Linked DNA regions of Homo sapiens: region 2 is linked to region 1. A link is an interaction called in ENCODE POLR2A ChIA-PET data of the cell type or tissue named here. Cell type or tissue: GM12878. All regions are shown on one strand.

Evidence for each region. Peaks named below come from ENCODE experiments on the same cell type or tissue, not always from the same donor. Only the 100,000 strongest peaks of a DNase experiment are listed, where the experiment ranks them.
Region 2: POLR2A ChIA-PET joins it to region 1 with 6 read pairs; 21 of 35 experiments call an interaction of 5 or more read pairs at or near these places.

Annotation. Positions count from the first base shown.
Region 1 is chr19:46,864,524-46,869,523 of GRCh38, reverse strand. The region is part of intron 1 of ARHGAP35 (Rho GTPase activating protein 35); the gene reads right to left. It overlaps LOC124904791 (translation initiation factor IF-2-like), which reads left to right and starts at 3,994. Exons shown (of 4, transcript XM_047439803.1): 1 at 3,994-4,131. The coding sequence starts at 3,994. In GM12878, no CTCF peak of the experiment used is centred here; no DNase peak of the experiment used is centred here; H3K4me3 peaks cover 1,531 bases.
Region 2 is chr19:46,964,628-46,969,627 of GRCh38, reverse strand. The region is part of intron 3 of ARHGAP35 (Rho GTPase activating protein 35); the gene reads right to left. Among named protein-coding and RNA genes, the nearest start is that of NPAS1, 53 kb to the left of the region's middle. In GM12878, no CTCF peak of the experiment used is centred here; no DNase peak of the experiment used is centred here.

The sequences.
Region 1 (5,000 bases):
CACACAATGCAAATACACACACACACACACACACACACACACACACAATTTTTTTTCTTGAGACAAGGTCTCACTCCATCACCCAGGCAGGACTGCAGTGATGCGATCATGGCTCACTGCAGCCTTTACCTCTGGGGGTTAGGCGTTTAGGTGATCTGCCCACCTTGGCCTTCCAAAGTGCTGGGATTACAGGCGTGAGCCACCACGCCTGGCCAACTATATATATACACCTCAGGAGGCTATTAGCTGTAACTAACCAGCATACTTTTAGACTAACATTTTTTTAAAATGCAAAAAGTTACTAAATAAAGTATCATGTCCAGATGTGGAGTCTCAGGCCTGTAATCCCAGCACTCTGGGAGGCCAAGGCAGGTGGATCACATGAGGTCAGGAGTTCAAGACCAGCCTGGCCAACATGGTGAAACCCGACTCTGCTAAAAATACAAAAAAACTAGCCAGGCGTGGTGGCAAGTGCCTGTAATCCCAGCTACTTCGGAGGCTGAAGCAGGAGAATCGCTTGAACCTGGAAGGTGAAGGTTGTAGTGAGCTGAGATGGTACCACTGTGCTCCAGCCTGAGTGACAGAGCAAGACTACGTCACCAAAAAAAAAAAAAAAAAAAAAAAAAAAAATCACGGTGAGCTCCACCTAAATAACTCAAGAGGAAAGATGTATTTCTATCTGTATGTTTCTTTTAATTTTTATTTTTTAATTGTAAATTGGCAAATTGTAGTTGTATATATTCTATGTATATATTTTTAGTTGCCTAAAGAAAAATCTCTCCATTTGTAGCTACCCAAATACTTTTCTACTTGCTGAAAAAAATGTAGATTTAAGGAGTCATTACATGACCAAACATCTCTACCTTCTTCCTGTTAGACTAGTTTACTTACACAGTTTTGTTACACCTGTGTTTGAATTCAGGTCAGACATAAAATGCTCAACTTTTCCAAATATGCTGGCTAAAAAGGCAAGCTGGTACTTGTGGTGTACATTCTTTTCAAAATACTGTGATATGGAACCTACTGTGTGCTCAAATCTCTGAATATGAAAGTCTTCAAGACTATTAATACAGGATCACATCCCAAGGAGCCAGACATTAATCAGAATAGTCTATTCAACATTTACTTCCCTTCACCCTATATAGTTAATTGTTTACAATTGACCATAAATTCCTTAAGGTGATGAACTATGCTTATTCTTATACCCAGAGAGGCAGTGTAGCCTAATAAAATAAACAAATTTTGAAATCAGACAGATCTGGATTCTTCACACTGACTTACTACTTATTAACTGTGTCATCATGATCAAGAAATTTACAATGCAGCAAGTATGCAGATTAAAGTATACTGGGCCAGAGCCAGGCGCGGTAGCTCACACCTGTAATCCCAGCACTTTGGGAGGCTGAGGCAGGTGGATCACCTGAGGTCAGGAGTTCGAGACCAGGCTGGCCAACATGGCAAAACCCCGTCTCTACTAAAAATATAAAAACTAGATGGGCATGGTGGGCGTGCGCCTGTAATCCCAGCTACTTGGGAGGCTGAGGCACAAGAATCGCTGGAATCCAGGAGGCGGACTTTGTAGTGAGCTGAGATCTCGCCACTGCACTCCAGCCTGGGCGATAGAGCGAGACTCTGTCTCAAAAAAAGAAAAAATTTAAAAAAAGGCTGACCAGGAGAGCATGCCCTCTAAGCATTTAAAGCCTGCAAATGGCCATTACAGTTGGTACAAACATCTCCAAAAAAAAAACAACAACAACAACAACAAAAAACTTTAGCACCTGTTTATCTTCTGTCAACATGGACACAATGGGGGCCTACCAAGTACAAGGTATTTTTGCTAGGTGTGATAGGAAATCAAAGATAATATAAGAGGCTCCTCATCCTCAGGAGTTTACTGTCTATCTAGAGAGAGAGATGACAATCAAGTATTATTAGCCACAAAATAAGGCAGAATGGGAACCAACTAGTATAATCCCTTCATTTTTCAAATGAAGGAACTGTAGTCCAGAGAAATGAAAATGATTTGGCTAGTCACAAAGCTAGTAAATGACAGGGCTAGGGCTAGGACCCAGGTTTCTTCAATGTTCTTTACATCATAGGAAGCCGCCTCTCAATTGTCCAAATGCAATTACCAGTTTACTACAGTGGCCAGGACGAGGGCATCATCCAAGTAAGAATGCAGAGATATCAGGAGAGCAAAAGAGGCAGGAAATACCTGCAGATCTATAATACAACAGTCACAACTGCTGCAAAGTACATAAAAAGAAAATGTTCGTTTCAATAAAGGAAGATGAGAGAGATAGGCAAGTCTGGCTATTTTCAACTAAAATAAATATTACTTTCCTGTAATGATACTTCATGGCTGAAAGTATCTGGTTCTCTGCTAATATATCAACTTAATGGCATTTCTCAGTATCAGAGAAGCAAATAAATGAAAATTAGATTGACAGATGCCAAAAGTTATCTTCAAGAATTCTTTATAGATGAAGCCTGATAAAGCACTGGATCAAAAGTTTTGGGAAGATGAACACGAATTATTTGTTTGCATTTCTTAATGCCAGCAATACAAGTGCTGTTCAGACCATTGCTGTTTGAGAGCCTAGGTCAACAATGACTCAGCTTGAAAAATTCCATATCGTTTTTAAAAGAGGTATATGGTTTTAGTTATGTAGCTAATATAATCTGGATAACCCCATCCCCCTAAATTATAAAGTAATCTCCATGTGAATGGTTGAAAAACAGGCAGTGTTTATTTTATATCTGAAAAAGTATACAACAAAGGTAATCCAGTTCATTTTACTGCATCTCCCAGGGAAAGAGCCCCCTACACAGACTCTGGGTTACGGGACTTGATGACAGGCAGTTGGGGATTGGCAGGTGAGAGAGGAATCAAAGAGTAGCAACAGGAGCTTAGTCCTAAGCTCCAACTCTAACTTGGTAAGTGACCCAGGACAACAAGAATCTACAATCAGACCTGGACAGCACTCCAGGCTTCAGACTAGGAAGGTGAAGCCCAGAGAGGTCAAGCAATTTGTTCAAGGTCCCAGCTAATTAGGACAAGGCCTAGATCAGAAGCCAGGTCACTGCCCTTATATAAATCCAGTACTTTTCTGCTGTGGCAGGAAGCCTGTCACAATGCCCTATGCCAGCCTTCCATTCCTCCATCTGTAAATGAGGAGGCTAGACTACGCGCTGATTTTCCCACTGAGTTCCAATGAACGCAAGGCGTCAAAGGAGGTATTTGTGCTAGTCACCTTCTCTCTTCATGCAAAGAATCTCAATTTTACCTATTTTACAGATCGTGAAAAAGAAATCTTACCAACTGGACATCATGGATAGTGCTGTGATGAATAACAAAAGATTTTTTAAAAAAGGGAAAAACAGGCCAGGCGCAGTAGCTCGTGCCTGTAATCTCTGCATTTTGGGAGGCCGAGGCAGGTGGATCACTTGAGGTCAGGAGTTCAAGACCAGCCTGGCCAACATGGTGAAACCCCATCTCTACTAAAAATACAAAAATTAACCTGGCGTGGTGGTGCATGCCTGTAATCCCAGCTACTCGGGAGGCTGACACAGAAGAATCGCTTGAACCCAGGAGGCAGAGGTTGTGGTGAGCTGAGATTGCGCCATTGCACTCCAGCCTGGGCAACAGGAGGGAAACTCCATCTCAAAAAAAGTCACGATTACTGTGTAAATCAAGACATTGTTTAGACTGCCAGGTGGTGACCGACAAAAGTCACAGCAGATCACAGGAAGACGCTGCAAGCGGCCTAACACCTCTCAGGAGACCACAGTGGACCAAAGTTGGGAAGCAGACCAGACTAGATGGAGACGAACAACCACTCCGACCTTTTCAATCTCCAACTATATTGACCTGACGCCTCACCTCCTCACATGCAGACTCACCAAACATCTATTAGGCTATGGTTTACTGTCACCTGTGCAACCCCCACCCTTCCCAGGCTGTGTCCTTTGCCAAAAGTCACCATCAGGTCCATGGATCTGCCCATGAATCTGCACACCGACAACTTCTTTCAACTTCTTCTCTTCTGGATCAATAAGAATGAGTATTTTCTGATTTGTCACTGTTCTAAATGCATCGACCTTCATCATGCCAAGGAAAATGGCGGGCAGGTAAAAGGGCGGGTGGGGAGCATGGCCAAAAAGAGGTTAGTTGAAAACAAGATGATAACTTAAATGAGGAACTTTGATCAGATTAGTTTTTAAGTCTTTACAAAGATTTTCTAGGCAGGGCAAGAGCCCTTGAAAACATGTTACTACCTTGAAAGCAGTTGTCTACCGCCATCTCCTGCTCCAGTCCCCCCACTCCAAATGGCATATTAACTGTGCCAGAAGGCCAAGGCTACCACCTCACATTTCTGTAGCACCCAATCCCATCATGAAAGCAAATGGCAATGCTGGAGTTAGGGCCTCTGCTAGCCTCAGAGAAATCTGACAGTCTTTAAGAACATCGGTTACCAGTTAAGGTGGAAAAATCAGCTCTCTATTCTGTGTGTCCTCTCTCCCTATTATGTAAACTTAGGCTTTTGGCATGCAGGAACTTTTCATGCTGCCAATGATATTAAAACTCTGGGACACACATTTAAGCAGTACTGCATACACAGTTGTTTTTATTCTTAATTATCTGTCACTTCCATATTAATAAAAAACAAAACAACTATTGACACCAACATGGGTAACACAAACTCTAAGATAAATTCAGAAAATTAATCATGACACACAAGGCTAAAAATTTACCAACGGAAATGAACCAAAAATCTTTAAGTCAATAATGGTGAAAACCCATGCCATACATAGATTATTAAAATTACCAGATTCTGTCAGAAAATTTTAAAAAGTTCAAGGGACCATACAAATCTACTATCAGCCCTCTTCACTGTCTCATATACAAATGCCCTAATATTTGATGAGTGAATGGTCCAACTCTGTAGATGACAGTGAATGTTTTTATTTCAAATGTGTCCACACAGAATTATTTCTAA
Region 2 (5,000 bases), 100 kb before region 1:
GAGGCAAGTGCTCTCTAAGGGTCTGTGTGTCGCAGCTCACGCGGGCTGGATGCAGACGTTCACCGAAGACACTAGTGCTGTCTCCCATCCCTGGTTGCTCCTGAGAGTGGAGCAGTGCCTCAAGCAGTCCGACAGAGTGTATGTGCCAGACAGGAGAAACCACCAGGCAGTGAGGAAGCTTTGTCAGAGCAGGTCTCTTCTCCAAGGACCCACCTCAAAAAGAACACAGGCCACTGCAGACTCAGTGAAAAATTTTAAGTAGCAAACCTGGAGTAAAACATCTATCCACCTATCCTCCGTTTATTATGATTATTATTTCACAACCGTTTTATTGAGATATAATTCACACAACATACAATTCACCCACTGTGAGAGTGTCCAATTCGATGGCTGTGAGCACATTCAGAGTTGCACAAGTATCACCACAATTTTAGAGCACTGTCATCAACACCCAAAAAACTGTATCCATGAGCAGCCACTCCAAATTTCTCCCTTCTCGCAGCCCCTGGCAACCACTCATCTACTTCTTTCTATTTTTTTTTTGAGACAGTCCTGCTCTCTGGCCCAGGCTGGAGTGCAGTGGTGCAACCTTGGCTCACTGCAACCTCTGCCTTCCAGGTTCAAGAGATTCTTCCGCCTCAGTCTCCTGAATAGCTGGGATTACAGGCACACACCACTACGCCCGGCTAATTTTTGTATTTTTAGTAGAGACAGGGTTTCATCATGTTGGCCAGGATGGTCTTGAACTCCCGACCTGAGATGATCTGCCTGCCTTGGCCTCCCAAAGTGCTGGGATTACAGGTGTGAGCCACTGCACCCGGCCCACTAATCTACTTTCTATCTTTATAGATTAGCCTATTCTAGATAATTCTGTGTAAATGAGATCATGGGCCATGTGATCTTGTGTGACTAGTTTACCTCACTTAGCGTAATGTTTTCAAGGTTCATCCATCTGTAGCACGTCACTACTTTGTTCCTTTTTACGGCCGAATAATATTCTACTGTATGAATATATTATATCTCGTTATCCATTCACTCATCAGTGGGATATTTGGGTTCTTACCATTTTGGGGCTATTATGAATAATGTGGCCTCCATATTATTTTGAACCCAAATTCTGAAGTGACCTACAGATATTTCCCCAAACTCAGGAAGGATGTGTGTGACACTTTGTGGCTGGCCTCCAGCCGAGGGACAGCAGGCTTCCCATTAGCCTTGCCGGTGGATTCCCTTGCTTTCTTCCCTCCTGCTCTGCTGACCCACAGCTCCTTCTGTCCAAGCCCATTTATTTAGATATCCCACCTAAATGTTTCACACGCATGCCCTATCAGCAACACACATGCTGTGCCCCTACACTAAACACTGGGCATTTGCTCCTGCCCAGATACTGCCACCTTGCTCAAGACCTTAGTGTTATATGAATCTTCTTCCTCCTCCCTTTCTATGTATACAATTCCACGTTTCCACCACTGAATGAAGCTTTTGAGGGGAGAGGTCTCTGGAGTGTTTCTGTGCCATTCAGTCATTCATCATCATTTACTAGAGCCCTGTATGCTTGGCTTGGAGGAGACAATGAAGATGACCCGGTCCCTTCCCTCAAGGAACTTAGGATCCATTGAGGAAGGAAGACAATCAGAGTACAGTGTGCTACGTGTTCACTGGGAAAGCACAGGGCGTGACAGACATGGCAGGGAGCCCTGGCTCACAGAGCAGGTCAGAGAAGGACTCCGGGCGTGACAGACACGGCAGGGAGCCCTGGCTCACAGAGCAGATCAGAGAAGGACTCTGGGAGGGAGTCTCGAAGTGGAACAGCAAGGAAAGGCAGTGCGGGTGAGAAATATAATGGCAGCTTAAGGAACTGTGCGTAGTTTTAATCTGTGGGCTGAAGTTTAGAGTGAATGAAGGAAATGGCAAGAGGCAGAGCTAGACAGTGGGCAGGGACCACATCCTGCTGGTAAGTAGTAGGATGAAACTTCATCCTAGAGTGATACAGAACCACTGATGAGTTTTAAGCAGGTGAAGATGAAGTGATCCCATTTATTTTGGAAAGATATTTGCAGCAGTGTGCATAAGGGACTGAAAGGACATGAGACCAGAAACAGGAAGGTCAATTACAAAGAGGCTACCACAGTAAACCAAGAAGAGGGTGAGAGACTAAACGCAGGGGCAGGGGCCAGGCTGAAAACACGCTTAGGTGGTAAAAACAATGGGACTGACTGATGAGGTTGACTGGTGTGGGAAGGTAACAAGGGAGAGACCCCCTCCCCATGGAGGACATGCTGTTGACTCAGGTCAGCAGATTCTCTGGGATGAAAACCTTCAAACCCTACCTTCCCGCAAATGGTAACGGTGAGGGCTGACAAGCTTTCTCAGGAGTGAGAAAATCCTTCTTCCAAATGAAATCTTAAACTGAACCTTAAGGCTGAAGGATCCAGAGTCCTGGTGGCCTGACCTTTCCCGTCCCCATGCAGAAGGACTCCCTTACAATTCTAGGGATCTGAGAAAAAAAAAAAAAATCTGAAAAGCCCAGGCCAAGTCCAATTGCTGGAGGCTGACGTTCAAAGGATTTTAGGGCAATATGGCTACGTGGTCAGCACGGCCTCTCACCTCTACACCTGACTCTCATTCAGTTGACTTTCCACACCTAGACTATTCCTCCCATCCTGTTAGAGAATCCAGTGTATCTTTAAGGACAAGCCTCCATCCCAGACTCCAAGCAAGCAAGCTCCCTGACTTCTGCAGCACTAACCCCTGCAGCCTCATGGGCACTGGGCAAACTGACTGTGGAGAGATATTAATTTTCTCTTTGATGTGTGTAGTCATCTCCAATGGGGGCTGGCCTCAGGCTTCCTCAGGATCTTCTTGGCTTCAAAAATGCCTTGTACTTGATAGGCCAGAAATATTATTATAGACTAACTTATTACACTCACTCCATCCCATCAACCCTAGAAAGTAAGACAAACAACTGTAATGACTACACAAGAAAAAAGAGAAGAGGAAAAAAAGCAGAGAGGTGTCATGACTTTGAAATGAAGGACCATACATTACAAAGATGTTCAATTGCATTTTTTGGGGGTGGGGGACAGGGTCTTGCTTTGTTACTCAGGCTGGAGTACAGTGGTGCAACCATGGCTCACCATGGCTTCAACCTCCCACGCTCAAGTGATTCTCCTGCCTCAGTCTCCCAATCAGCCAGGACTACAGGTATGCACCAGCACACCTGATTAATTTTCTAATTTTTTGTAGAGACAGAGTCTCGATATGTTGCTGGGGCTGGTCTTGAATTCCTGGGTTCAAGCAATCCTCCTGCTTCAGCTTCCCAAAGTGTTGGGATTACAGGCATGAGCCACTGCGCCTGGCCTCAATTGCATTTTGTATATAAATAAAATAAAAATCTCAATGGAATGGTTAAAATGCACTAAATAAAATAATACCAAAAATCGTATAAATATTTTGCAAAGAAAGAAAAAAATACCAAAAATATCTTTAAAAGATCCAATAGAAAATATCACATATGGCAAACTGGAAGGTTGCAAAGTAGACCCCAGGGGCTGCTGGATGTACAAGTGAAGCTAGGTATTGAGGCTGGGGAGACTGAGGGTTTCCAACTAATACTTCCTTTATTGACTTGGTTTTGACCAGAGAAGACTAAGAGTCCTTCTAGGGGGCAATATGAACTATCTTATTCATATTTTAGCCTCCAGCATCTAATGGAACTGACACATAACAGGTGTTCAATTATTCTTTTAGGATTGTAAAAACTAAACATTGTGAGGCTAAAGAATATTCTGGCAAAGACAGCAATTATGGGAATGAAACATGGAGTTGAAAAAGATTAATCCAGGCCGAGTGCAGCAGTTCACGCCTGTAATCCCAGCACTTTGGGAGGCTGAGGCAGGAGAGTCACTTGAGCGCAGGAGTTGGAGATCAGCCTGGGCAACATGGCGAAACCCCATCTCTACAAAAAATACAAGAATTAGCTGAGCATGGTGGTGTGCACCTGAAGTTCCAGCTACTTGGGAGGCTGAGGTGGGAGGATTACTTGAGCCTGGGAGATCGAGGCTGCAATGAGCCATGACTGTGCCACGGCACACCAGCCTAGGTGACAAAGTGAGACCCTGTCTCAAAACAAACAAACAAACAAACAAACAAACAAACAAAAAACCCAAGAAAAAGACCCAGAGAAAAAGTTGAATTTTACCAGCTATTAAAGCACTTTTGAGAGTAAAAATTTAGGAAACATGATTTTGGTATAAAAACAAGAAAGTAAAATCAGTAAAACAAAAGAAATCTTAGAAAAGACTCTTTTTTTTTGAGATGAAGTCTCGCTCTTGTCCTCCAGGCTGGAGTGCAATGGCGCAATCTCGGCTCACTGCAACCTCTGCCTCCTGGGTTCCAGCGATTCTCCTGCTTCAGCCTCCTGAGTAGCTGGGATTACAGGCACCTGTCACCACGCCCGGCTAATTTTTGTATTTTTAGTAGAGACGGGGTTTCACCATGTTGGCCAGGCTGGTCTCAAACTCCTGACCTCAGGTGATCCGCCCGCCTCGGCCTCCCAAAGCGCTGGGATTACAGGCGTGAGCCACCGCGCCTGGCCTAAAAAGACTCAATTTTAAGAACTGAATATTTGATAAAGTAATTGTCACAAAATATAGGGGAAGGCTATCAAAAGGTAGTACTATGATAACTGAATAAACATATGAAGGGAAAGAAATCACTTTAGATCCATGCTCTGTATTTGGACAGGCTACCAAAGACCTACCAGGACTGTTCATTTCTGCAAGTTTTTAAGACTTTTATTCTCTCTCTGGGTCCATGTTGGCTTGTGCCCATTTCTTTTTTATCAAAGGATTCACATATTGACCTTATTACCCTGGTAGAACCCCCTTCCATAAGCTCCAATGAGCCACACCAGCCCTTCTGCTGAACTGAAACTGCCCTATCAAGCAAATATTATCCCACATTCAGAGGGTCAGCTGAAACCAGTTGAAAGTTGAGAA